Regions from separate parts of the Homo sapiens genome. Here region 2 is linked to region 1. The links are chromatin loops, found by intact Hi-C in ENCODE. Cell type or tissue: sigmoid colon. All regions are shown on one strand. Each heading gives the region's core, and the rest is flanking DNA. Links, peaks and the distances in the headings are about the cores only.

Region 1 (5,000 bases), core at 1-5,000:
TACCCTGGAGGTCCAAGGGCTCATGGGTAGCTCTGGGCTTTCTCCAGGTTTAGGGGAAGCTGGCCTGAGTCTCAGCTCCCCAGTGCCAGACTCCTGTGGTCTGGTGCCGGTGCTCTGGCCCGCAGTTGGAGGCCACCCCAGGTGTCTCCTGGGCAGACTTGGGGGGCTGGGGTGGGGTGGCCAGCGCTGTGGCTGAAGCGGGTGTTTATGATGAAGCCATAGTCCAGGGAGAAGCTGGCGCTCACCCTTGGTCCTACATGCTCCTCTACTCTTTGTCATCCTTCCTGCCCCCCTCCTGTCTTCATTCAGTGCCTTCTTCCCACGTCCTCCTCTTCCCTGGCTCCAGCTTTTTCTTCCCTCCTCCCAGCTTCCCGAGTCAGCGAGGCCACTCTCAGGACAGGCCCATGCAGCCCCTGACTGCCTTGTGCCCTCTAGGTCCCAGGGATGGAGGGTCTCAGACCAACCTGAGAACTCCCTGGAGACCTTTGGATTCCCTGTGTTGGCCTGGGCGTTCTCCATTCTAGTCCCCTTGATCTTCACTCTCCTTCCTCCCTTGCCCTCTCCCCACCTTCCTTCTTTTTCTGGGCATTTATATGCTCTGAGTGTCTGATGCTTATTTCCTTTGGGTCACCCAAATGGCCCCCACTGAGGGTCAAGGCTAGCCATGGTGAATTCTTTTGGGGGGACTAACCTATTTCTCTCCTGCCCTGTGGCTCACCTCTCTGAAGTCTGGGGGAGGGTCTCTGTAGGAAGCACACTCACCTGGAGAAGCCCTAAGAGGCCTTGGGGGTGGGCCCAGGCTCTCTGTACCCTGCTCATTAGCACAGGGCCAGCCTGCGGGCAAGGCCCTCCCTGCAAAGGGGGTGTGGAAATAGCCCATGGAAAGTGGGCCCATCCCCCTGCCCGGGGTGGGAGAGCCTCGGCTTTGGCAGGAAGACTGGAACCAGCTCTGGGTGCAGGGTTAGACCAGGATGCCTCAAAAAAATAATAAAAGGGCCTCTTGCAAAGCTCCAGGGAACAGATGTTTTCCATTTGTAGCCTGCCGAGAGAAAGCACAGAGGAGAGGGGGTGGAGAGAGATGGAGGGAAGAGGAGGAAAACCGGAGACAGACAAGCAAGAGAAGAGGTCAGGGGGTAGGCAGGAGGATGATGAGAGCAGAGGGAAAATCAGAAAGGGGAAGACAGCATGAAGGAATGGAGGGGCCCCTTGACGCTGAGGGTGCAGCAGGGGCACCGTGTGCCCAAATCTCTGACCCCTCCCCCCCATCCAGCCCCGTGTGCTGGATGATGACCTCGACAATGAAAATTCAAGGAAAATGTGGTGCCCTGGCCAGGGGATGCTGGGATGGATGTGGGCACCACTGGGTCCTGGCAGCCACGGCCAGGCTGGGAAGGATCAGGGCCGTGGGTGGATGCGGCGCCCCAGGGCTACTGCAGCTATCTGACCATGGCTAGCAAAGCGTCGAGCAGGAGCCGAAGGCATCTGCTCAGGGACACTGAGACTAGCAAGGGGCAGTGCATTGTCACCCCAGACCTTTGGGCCTGTGTGCAGGTCAGAGGCCTACCCTGGAGGCTGGCCCTGCTGGGCACTGTCTGCCAGGCTGCCAGAAGCCTTCAGGAGGCTTCCCTGCTTGGGCTCTGGTCTGTGTCTTCTGGTTTCCTGTCTAACTGGGAATGGAGCCCATCAGTGGAGCAGCCCTAACGGTTCTTCAGGGCGTGCTCTCTGGTGTGTGGCCAGCCCAGCAAGGCCCTGGCCTCTGGAAGAACCAGGGCCCCGAGGCAAGAGGGATTGGGATTGGGTGGGGTACCCTCTAATTAAAATCTGTTGATGTGAATACACTATGAGGGGTCCCCAAGGGAGGGACAAGGGGCAGCCTCTGGAGACAGCGCAGCAAGTTGTAAACAGCTTAATCAGCTGTGCCAGGGCCAAGTAGACCAGGGGAGTGGGGAGCTTGACTCCTGGGCCCTCAGCTAAACTGAGCTTCTGGCGATGGAGGAAGCAGCCACCCTGCAAAAGTCACACCCACACACTTCCTTCTGCTTCTCCTCTCTCGTGACCCTGGGGGATTCTGCCACAGTGGAGCCCAGCCCATCTTCCTTGTCCTCTTAGTCCAAAGGCCTCTGCAGCCTTCAGGCTCCAGCTCCAATGCCTCCTCCCTCAGGAAGACTTCCCTGACCACACCAGCAGCATCGACCTAGCCCCTCTTGAGTGCCCATAACACTCAGATGTGGCACTTGTCATTCCACTGTCCTGGTCTCTGAAGTGGTTTAGTGGCTCAGCTGCTCCCACTCCTGTCCCCACTCTTTCTCCTCCTTGTGGGGAGACCAGGCACATAGTCAGTACTCAAAAGTTGTATGTTAAGCACTCAGTTATGAGGGCAGCCTGTTCAGATGCCCCAGCAGCAGCTCAACAGCAAAGCGGAGAGGGAGAGCTGAGGCTGAGAGAGCCAAATCTCTGACCCCTCCCCCTACCAGCCATCTGCCCCTGGGTTCAAAGACCCCATTTCCTCTGCTCTCTGCCTTGGGAATCTCCATTTCAGGCTGTCCCCAGGGACTAGAGCCCGCATTTCTCTCCCATATCCAGGAAGCCTGGCTTCTCTGTGTTTAATTCTCTGATCCTCCCAAGTTCTCATCTCCACTAGAGAAAAACCAGAGTCCTCTCACTCAGAAAGCGTTGTATTTTAGGATGTGGCAGGCTACTCGGGTTGCACAATGAACCTTAGGCAATGCTCGTGCTAAGTACCCCAGTGCCTGTGTTGCAGTCAAGGTTTTAGTTAGGCCTCTCCTGCTGCCTACTGGGACAGGAAGAGGGAATGTCTGGGCCTGGTTTCTCCACCTCTTTCTGGGAGCTTCCCTTGGGCATCTCTGTTCTCTATCCCACCCCAGACATAATCTGAACTAGGGTAACCTCAGCTGTCAGCTTTTGCTAGGCAGGGTTCTTGGCAAAACCACAAGTCAGACTCTGCTGGCCCTTCTGCGTTCCTCATCTGTGTCTTGATCCTTCTGTGCCTTCAGCATAGGCTCAGCCCCAGGAGTGGGCAGCCAAGCCTGGGGGCTGCTTTGGACAAAGGCTGAGTGCCCAGTGAGGCCGAAGAGCCGCGTCTCCTAAAGTGCCTACCGTGGGGTGTGCCTGTGCCACGTGGGTCTGAAATGTGTGTGTGTGGGGGCTGGCCTGGGTTGGAGAAACTGCCCCATTTCCTACTCCTCTGGTTGCAGGACAGATCCTCCCCTGCCTGCTGGCCCAAAGGGGTGTGTGTCTGCTTTGGAGGGAGGCCACAGAACTGCTTGGGAGTCCAGCCCTGGCTTTGCCCTTTCTCAGTGAGGGAATGGAGTGGGGTCCTCACCTCCTAAGCCTGCTTTTTTTTTTTTTTTTTTTTTTTTTTTTTTGAGATGGAGTCTCACTCTGTCGCCCAGGCTGGAGCACAGTGGCGCGATCGCAGCTCACCACAACCTCCGCCTCCCAGATTCAATGAACTCTCTGCCTCAGCCTCCCAAGTACCTGGGACCACAGGCACCCACCACCATGCCCAGCTAATTTTTTTGTATTTTTACTAGAGACGGGGTTTCACCATCCTGGCCAGGCTGGTCTTGAACTCCTGACCTCGTGATCTACCCGCCTTGGCCTCCCAAAGTGCTGGGACTACAGGCGTGAGCCTGTAGCCCAGCCACCTGCATTTTTTAAGTATGGATTATAGCACCTGCCTGCTTCCAAGACTTGCTGTCAGGATTAATGAGAAAATGTTTCCCAAACCTGGTGGGGCTTGGCCCATCAGCTCTCCATCAGGGCAGGGGTGGTTTCTGTAGCTGTTACCAACACTGCCTGGTTTGTGCCCTCCTTTGCCCCTGAGCTGCTTCTCCCTCATCCTCCCACCCCATCCTTGGCAGGGTCATTTGGTTCTCCCTGGCTCTGAGCACACGCCTACCTTCAGTCAGCCCCTGCCTGGGAGACCAAGGGGCCCAAAGAGAGATCCCTGGTCTGCTTCCATCCCCTTCTCCCTGGACATGCAATGAACAAAGTGAAGGAACACTGAAAAAGAGGCTGGAGTCACCTGAGCAAGCTCTTAGCTCAGGGGACGCCACATCCCCACGCGAGGTTCTGAAGTCAGACAGCCCAGTGCAAACCCTGTCTTCACCACTTACTCCCACTGTGGCCTTAGTCCCATGCCTTGACCCCTCTGTGCCCAGTTTTTGCCCCTCTAAAGTGGGGTAATAAAAGTACTTGTGCAAGGTGCGGTGGCTCATGCCTATAATCTCGGCATTTTGGGAGACTGAGGTGAGAGGATCTCTTGAGCCCAGGAGTTCAAGACCAGCCTGGGCAACATGGCGAAACCCCATCTCTACAAAAAAATACAAAAATTAGCTGGGCATGTTGGCACATGTCTGTAGTCCCAGCTACTCTGGAGACTGAGGTAGGAGGATTGCTTGAGCCCAAGAGGTCAAGGCTGCAGTGAGGCCAGGCACGGTGGCTCACGCTTGTAATCCTAGCATTTTGGGAGGCTAAGGTGGGCAGATCACTTGAGGCCAGGAGTTCGAGACCAGCCTGAGCCCCTCTACCAAAAATACAAAAATTAGCCAGGCGTGGTGGTGCGTGCCTGTAACCCCAGCTACTCAGGAGGCTGAGACAGGAAAATCACTTGAACCCAGGGGGCAGAGGTTACAGTGAGCTGAGATCGCGCCACTGCACTGCAGCCTGGACAACAGAGGGAAACTCTTTTTCTAAATAAATAAATTAATTTTTTTTAAAAAAAAGGCTGCAGTGAGCCATGGTCATACCAGTGCACTCCAGCCTGGGTAACAAAGGATACCCTGTCTCAAAAAAAACAAAAACAAACAAACAAAAAATGCTTGTTCTACAGGGTTTTTGTGAGCATTAACTGGGACGATCTTGGTGCCATTGACTGGCACTTAGCAAGGTGCCTGACACAGAGGAAGCACTCAGAAACCGTTACCTAGTGTTCCCACTACATCCTATAGTCAGTGTGTCCCATGCTGTGATTTGGT
Region 2 (5,808 bases), core at 456-5,455, 110 kb after region 1:
TACCAATGACTACTAGTCAGTCACCCAATCCATCAAGCATGCTTCAATGTGAAGCCATATGGCATAGAAACTAAAATGAGACTTTGTAACTTGACTACTGGGTTAGAATTTCCTAGCTCTGTTTCTTCTTCTGGCAATGCAATATGGACAAGCTACTAAACCTTTTCTGCCTCAGCTTCCTCATTTCTGTGAAATGACATAAATGTGCCCAGTAAGTGGGGTGACACAGTATACCATGCCCACAAGGGGTATTCACCTGGTCACCCCCCATAAAAAAATTAGTATGTGTCAAACACTTAGAACTATGTCCAACAAATACATACTTAATAAATGTCAAGATAAAGACTATCTCATTTTTTTGCAGCATCCAAAACTGCATGGAAAAACTCTCAAAATTTTTCTTGGCCTTCGTAACAGTACTTTGATTTTCCTCCTACCATATACTGCCAAAGGCTCTTACTCCTGTCTCTTATGTCTAGATGTGACCAATTTTATCCTTTTTTTCCACTCCTTGGCCACTTCATCTATACCCACTTACAACGAAGATATCTTTAGTCTACCCATCTCGCTCAATAAATGTCTTTATTTCTGGCTGTCTACAGGATATAGCTCCCCTGGCTGATGACAAGCAAAACATATGAAAATGAATTCTATACTCCCAGGCAACCCTAAAGGTACTAGCAAAAGCCCAAGAGCCACTTTTAACTCTTTCAGTCTGAAATCTGTCAACAGGTCTCGAATTCTATCATTTAAATACTGCCTGATTTTTCCTCCATCTCTACAACCAGTATTTTGGTTCAAGGCTCCATCGTCCTTTGCCAGGGCTATTACAATTGCCTCCTAACTGCATTCTTTCTTATTTAAATATTACTGGTTTATAGAGGAACTCATCTAATACCAATCAGAAGGTTCATACCACACTAATTGATTTTATGAAGATAGTATACAGTGCTAACCTAGATCAACCTAATGACAAAAATAGATCAGGGAGTCTCCACCTACAAATAGCACAATTGATAAAGACATTTCAATTTTACTGTTTTTAAACAGAATGTAGAAATATCTAGAAATACATATATTGGAGTTCAGACACATTGCACCTTTCACCTAATTTAGGTTACAAGAAAATTAAAGGACTTTGAGGTATTTGTTTATATTACATTCTCTGCTATGGGTATCTTTTAACACCACCATTAGGTGCATAAATTCCCAATGTTTAATTAGCAGTAATCACCTTTCTATTACATGATTTAACAAAAAGCTAAATACTGGAAGATGCATAGTGTAAGACTATGTATAACTTTCGAGAAATTTAAAAATCTAATAACACTTAAAATGTTTGCTAGAATAAGTAAAATGCAGAAAATAAAACCGTATCTATGCTAATACCATTTGTTATTCATTCAAGAAAGGAACAAATAACATTTCTTTTAAAGGTCAAGGTTTATTCCAAATTTTTACTTGTATTTTTATACTAAAGAGTAAAAAATACCTGTAAAAACTCAAAATAATAAACCCCAAAGTAAAATTTTAATTCACCTGCCTTTACAGTTTTCCTGTACTTCAGAACTAGCGTAATCTTTATGTATAGAAGCATATAATTCTAAACTGTAACTCCCAGGAATGACCTGAAATTAAATCCAAGAGTCAAAACCTAAACACACAATAAAGAGAACAGGTCCTGAATGCCACAGAACAGCTATCTTCTACATAATTGATAGATATAAGGAACCTACCAAAATCCATTTTAGCTGACCAAACTGAAACTTTCAGAAAAATCTATTACTCAAGTTTTATTTGTTCATTAGCAACCCCAAGGCCCTTCCCTAATTAGTTTATTACCTAAACATATAATTTTATTAAAATAACATGTTTTAAAAATTTTATTAAAATAGGTTATCACAAGACAATTACAAAACAAATCAAATGACTGTTTATTAACTTCTATTTCTTCACAAAATTCTGAACTTAATAATCCCTTAAAGATCATGTACTGGAACTCTTTTGGCGCTTCATGCAGTTGTTGCTATACATTGAGTAATATTAATATTTTTCTCAAACAAATTTGGACCTTGAAAATTTAATGAAAGTTTAGGTACAGACTTCTTAAGGAAAAAATACTGTACATTTTTCCTATCAGTCTTCCAAAAGTCAAACAGCAACAACTAATGACATCATGGCAGAGTTATCAACAAAATGAAATTGTTAGTGATGTCATACTAGACTGGAATGCTTTATACGACCAAGTAATATAAAAAATTTTAGGCCGGGAGCAGTGGCTCATGCCTGTAATCCCAACACTTTGGGAGGTCAAGGTAAGCGGATCACCTGACGTCAGCAGTTCAAGACCAGCCTGGCCAACATGGTGAAACCCCATCTCTCCTAAAAATACAAAAACTAGCCGGGTGTGGTGGTGCACGCCTGTAATCCCAGCTACTTGGGAGACTGAGCCAGGAGAATTGCTTGAAGTTGGACAGCAAAGGTTGCAGTGAGCCAAGATCATGCTACTGCACTCCAGCCTGGGCAAGAGAGTGAAGCTCCGTCTCAAAAAAAAAAAAAAAAAAAAAAAAAAAAAAAAAAATTTAGTAACTTCATCTACACAAGGATGTTAGCGGTCACCAGCACTTACAACTAAAAAAAAAAAAAAAAAAATTTTTTTTTCTTTTCTTTGAGACAGGGTCTTGCTGTGTTGCCCAGACTGGTCTTGAACTCCTGGGCTCAAGCAATCCCACTGCCTCAGCCTCCCAAAGTGTTGGGATTAGACATGCGCCACCATGCCCAGCCACCAACAATTACAATTTACCAGATTAAAAAATTGCCTTCATCTCAAAGGTAAACACTGAAATATACCAAATTTGGGAGGAAGGGACTTGGAGAGTAGGCAGAAATCTTAGGATAGTAGTGCTCTAGAACTTTTTTGTGTTACACACTCATTGAGAATAAAATTTATTCAAGGAATATTCAATGATTACTATGTGGCAGGTACCGGGCCTACAAAGTAGAACAAAAAGGTCCCTGACCGCACATGATTTTTATTTTAGTAGCATAGAAGTTTTGGTTCCTCTGCCCTAAATCTTAACTGAAACCTGGAGGTCCAAGGAATGGCTTTAAAGAAATCTGTGGTCTAGGAAAAGGCAGGATAAGAAGAGAACCTAAGAACAGATTTTTTTCCCTCTACTCCCATTGGAAACCTAATTTTATGATGAAAGCCAAGAAAAGATAGGATTTAACTTAAAGACAATAAAGAGAACAGGTCCTGAATGTCACAGTTTTGATGAACTACAAGTATTCTTTATAAGAATTCTACCAGGCCAGGCATGGTGATTCACACCTGTAATCCCAGCACTTTAGGAGGCTGAGGCGGGTGGATCACCTGAGGTTGCGAGTTTGAGACCAGCCTGACCAACATGGAGAAACCCCATCTCTACTAAAAATACAAAAATAGCCAGGTGGTGCATGCCTCTAATCCCAGCTACTCGGGAGACTGAAGCAGAACAGCTTGAACCCGGGAGACAGAAGTTGAGCCACTGCACTCCAGCCTGGGCAACAAGAGTGAAACTGTCTCAAAATAAATTAAAAAATAAAAATGCTATCAATCACTGAAGAGGGATCCTCTTATATTCAATAGACACAAACTTTTTTTTTTTTGAGGCAAAGTCTCGCTCTGTTGCCCAGGCTGGAGTGCAGTGGCATGATCTTGCCTCACTGCAACCTCTGCCTCCCAGGTTCAAGTGATTCTCCTGCATCAGCCTCCTGAGTGGCTGGGATTACAGGTGCACGCCACCATGCCTGGCTAATTTTTGTATTTTTAGGAGAGATGGGGTTTCACCACGTTGGCCAGGCTGGTCATGAACTCCTGACCTCAAGTGATCCGCCTCGGCCTCCCAAAGTGCTGGAATTACAGGCGTGAGCCACTGCGCCCGGCCAACAAACTTTCTTTTCAAAGAGTTGTTTAAGAGAGCAGACCATCAACTATGCAATGGCACACTGAGTAACGTTTTCTACCCTAAAGTGAACATGCTGTACTGCATACAGTTGGTACCTGTACCTGACTGGGAATATTAAGAAATGTATTACAGAAGGTCAGAGTTTAAGAGTGAAAGTATTAGACAGCCTGAGACAATTTGGGAAGGAGACAGTATATTTATAAAAAAAACTACTTCAGAAAAACATTTTGACGATACATTTACTTTGTAGAGATGGGGTCTCACTATGTTGCCCAGGCTGGTCTCAAACTCCTGGGCTCAAGTGATCCTGCTGCCTCAGCCTCCCAAAGTGATAAGATTACCAGCCATCAGGCCCAGTCTATTTTTTTTGAGGAGACATGAGATCAAATAGGTGATACCTTTAAAACAGTGTAACTCAACAAAAAAAAAATTATTCCCAAAACTGTTTGCTTTTTGTTCATAACAGTCAATACATGTAATTTACCAACCTCAGAAAGTAAAAACTAAGTTTAAGTCAAATTACACAATAAATAAAAATAAAACCTGCTTAAATTTGTCTTTAATACTAATAGCTTTCTACCTACAGTCCTATCAAATAGTATTTGAGGTGACTAGTGTAATTCTGGTATCCCCCAAACTTCTATATGCTTATGGAAGTGGGGAGCTTGCTTTAAATGGGCTATATAGTTCCAACTGGGCTTCTCAGTTTTCTCCAGCCTAAGAAAAAGTGCTCAAGTGCTTTTGAGCTCTTATCAAACCCTTCCTGCTTACTGTGAAAACTGTGGCAAATAAACTGCTTGGTGCTCATGCTAATAAAAGTGTCTAATGAAAACAAAGGAATAGTTTGCAAAGCATTTCAACACTACAATAAAAAAAAAAAACAACTCCGGCAAGGGGGGAAAAAAAAGTTTCCCCAACATTGACATTAACCAGCCATCTCAATGTACAAGGATAAATCAAAAGTATTAATGTTCTATGGCATGGCATAAAGAGAACATGACATCAGGTTTTATGTAATAATTTTGCATACTTCCATAGCAAACTAAAAGGGACAAGATTTAAGCGGCTTCATTTCAACAGCTGTCACTGTTTTTTAAGAGAAAAATCCACATTGCTACAGTGACATTTATAGAATAGAATGCCAACTTCTTAAATTTTTTCACTTGAGAAATGGTTATTCCCTGACTGATTATATATGCAATTCTTAGGTTAAAATGTTAGCTAATTTTAACTAGGGTAAATTCAATTGTTCCTTTTTTGATTCTCCATTTCAAGTTGCCTTAGTTACTTCTTGGCCTCCTTTTCTAGCGTGTTAGCTAGCCCAGAATTCCTGTTTTATACTAAGGTAGTCTTCAGAAAACAAAACAAAGACCACCACTACACCACAAGGCTCCAAAGTATATCCACGCAGACTAAAATACATGTCTTTAACTACAATTAGCCCTGCACATCTTCCATCGGCAAGTTTACAATCCCACTTGCCAAAGCAGGTTGAATTACTGTATTATATTATACCCATATGTTAGTATCCATGACATATACCAAAGTCAATTATTTCATACAAGTCTCTTATTCTGACGTTGGCTATTCAATTTATAATAAGAATCTAATGGGTACAATCTAGCTGAGTATTTCTCACCTGCAATCTGCTCTTCAGTCAGTTGGTCAGCCTACAAAGAGATCAAAGAGGAAGGTTAGTGACTTGAGAGTATGTAGATTAGCAGTTACAGAAACAAGTTTAAAACCTTTCAAGGGTTACCATGTACTGTTTCATTTAGTTCCAGCAACAAACACATCTGGATAGAAAATGCACACATCTAGTTTCTCTTATCTTCAAAGCTAAGCTGTCTTAACTCCAAGT

Evidence for each region. Hi-C counts contacts between places; a loop is a spot of excess contacts. Peaks named below come from ENCODE experiments on the same cell type or tissue, not always from the same donor. Only the 100,000 strongest peaks of a DNase experiment are listed, where the experiment ranks them.
Region 2: a loop joins it to region 1, with 3 times the contacts of the local background. A loop is called at or near these places in 11 of 110 quality-filtered maps.

Annotation. Positions count from the first base shown.
Region 1 is chr2:47,055,654-47,060,653 of GRCh38, forward strand. The region is part of intron 18 of TTC7A (tetratricopeptide repeat domain 7A); the gene reads left to right. Among named protein-coding and RNA genes, the nearest start is that of STPG4, 97 kb to the right of the region's middle. RefSeq lists enhancers at 1-895, 2,196-2,285. In sigmoid colon, for the core only: no CTCF peak of the experiment used is centred there; DNase peaks (open chromatin) are centred at 1,668, 1,988, 2,738, 3,214 and 1 weaker place; H3K27ac peaks cover 3,263 bases.
Region 2 is chr2:47,165,148-47,170,955 of GRCh38, forward strand. It overlaps CALM2 (calmodulin 2), which reads right to left. Exons shown (of 6, transcript NM_001743.6): 2 at 5,587-5,617. Among named protein-coding and RNA genes, the nearest start is that of CALM2, 8.5 kb to the right of the region's middle. In sigmoid colon, for the core only: no CTCF peak of the experiment used is centred there; no DNase peak of the experiment used is centred there; H3K4me3 peaks cover 512 bases.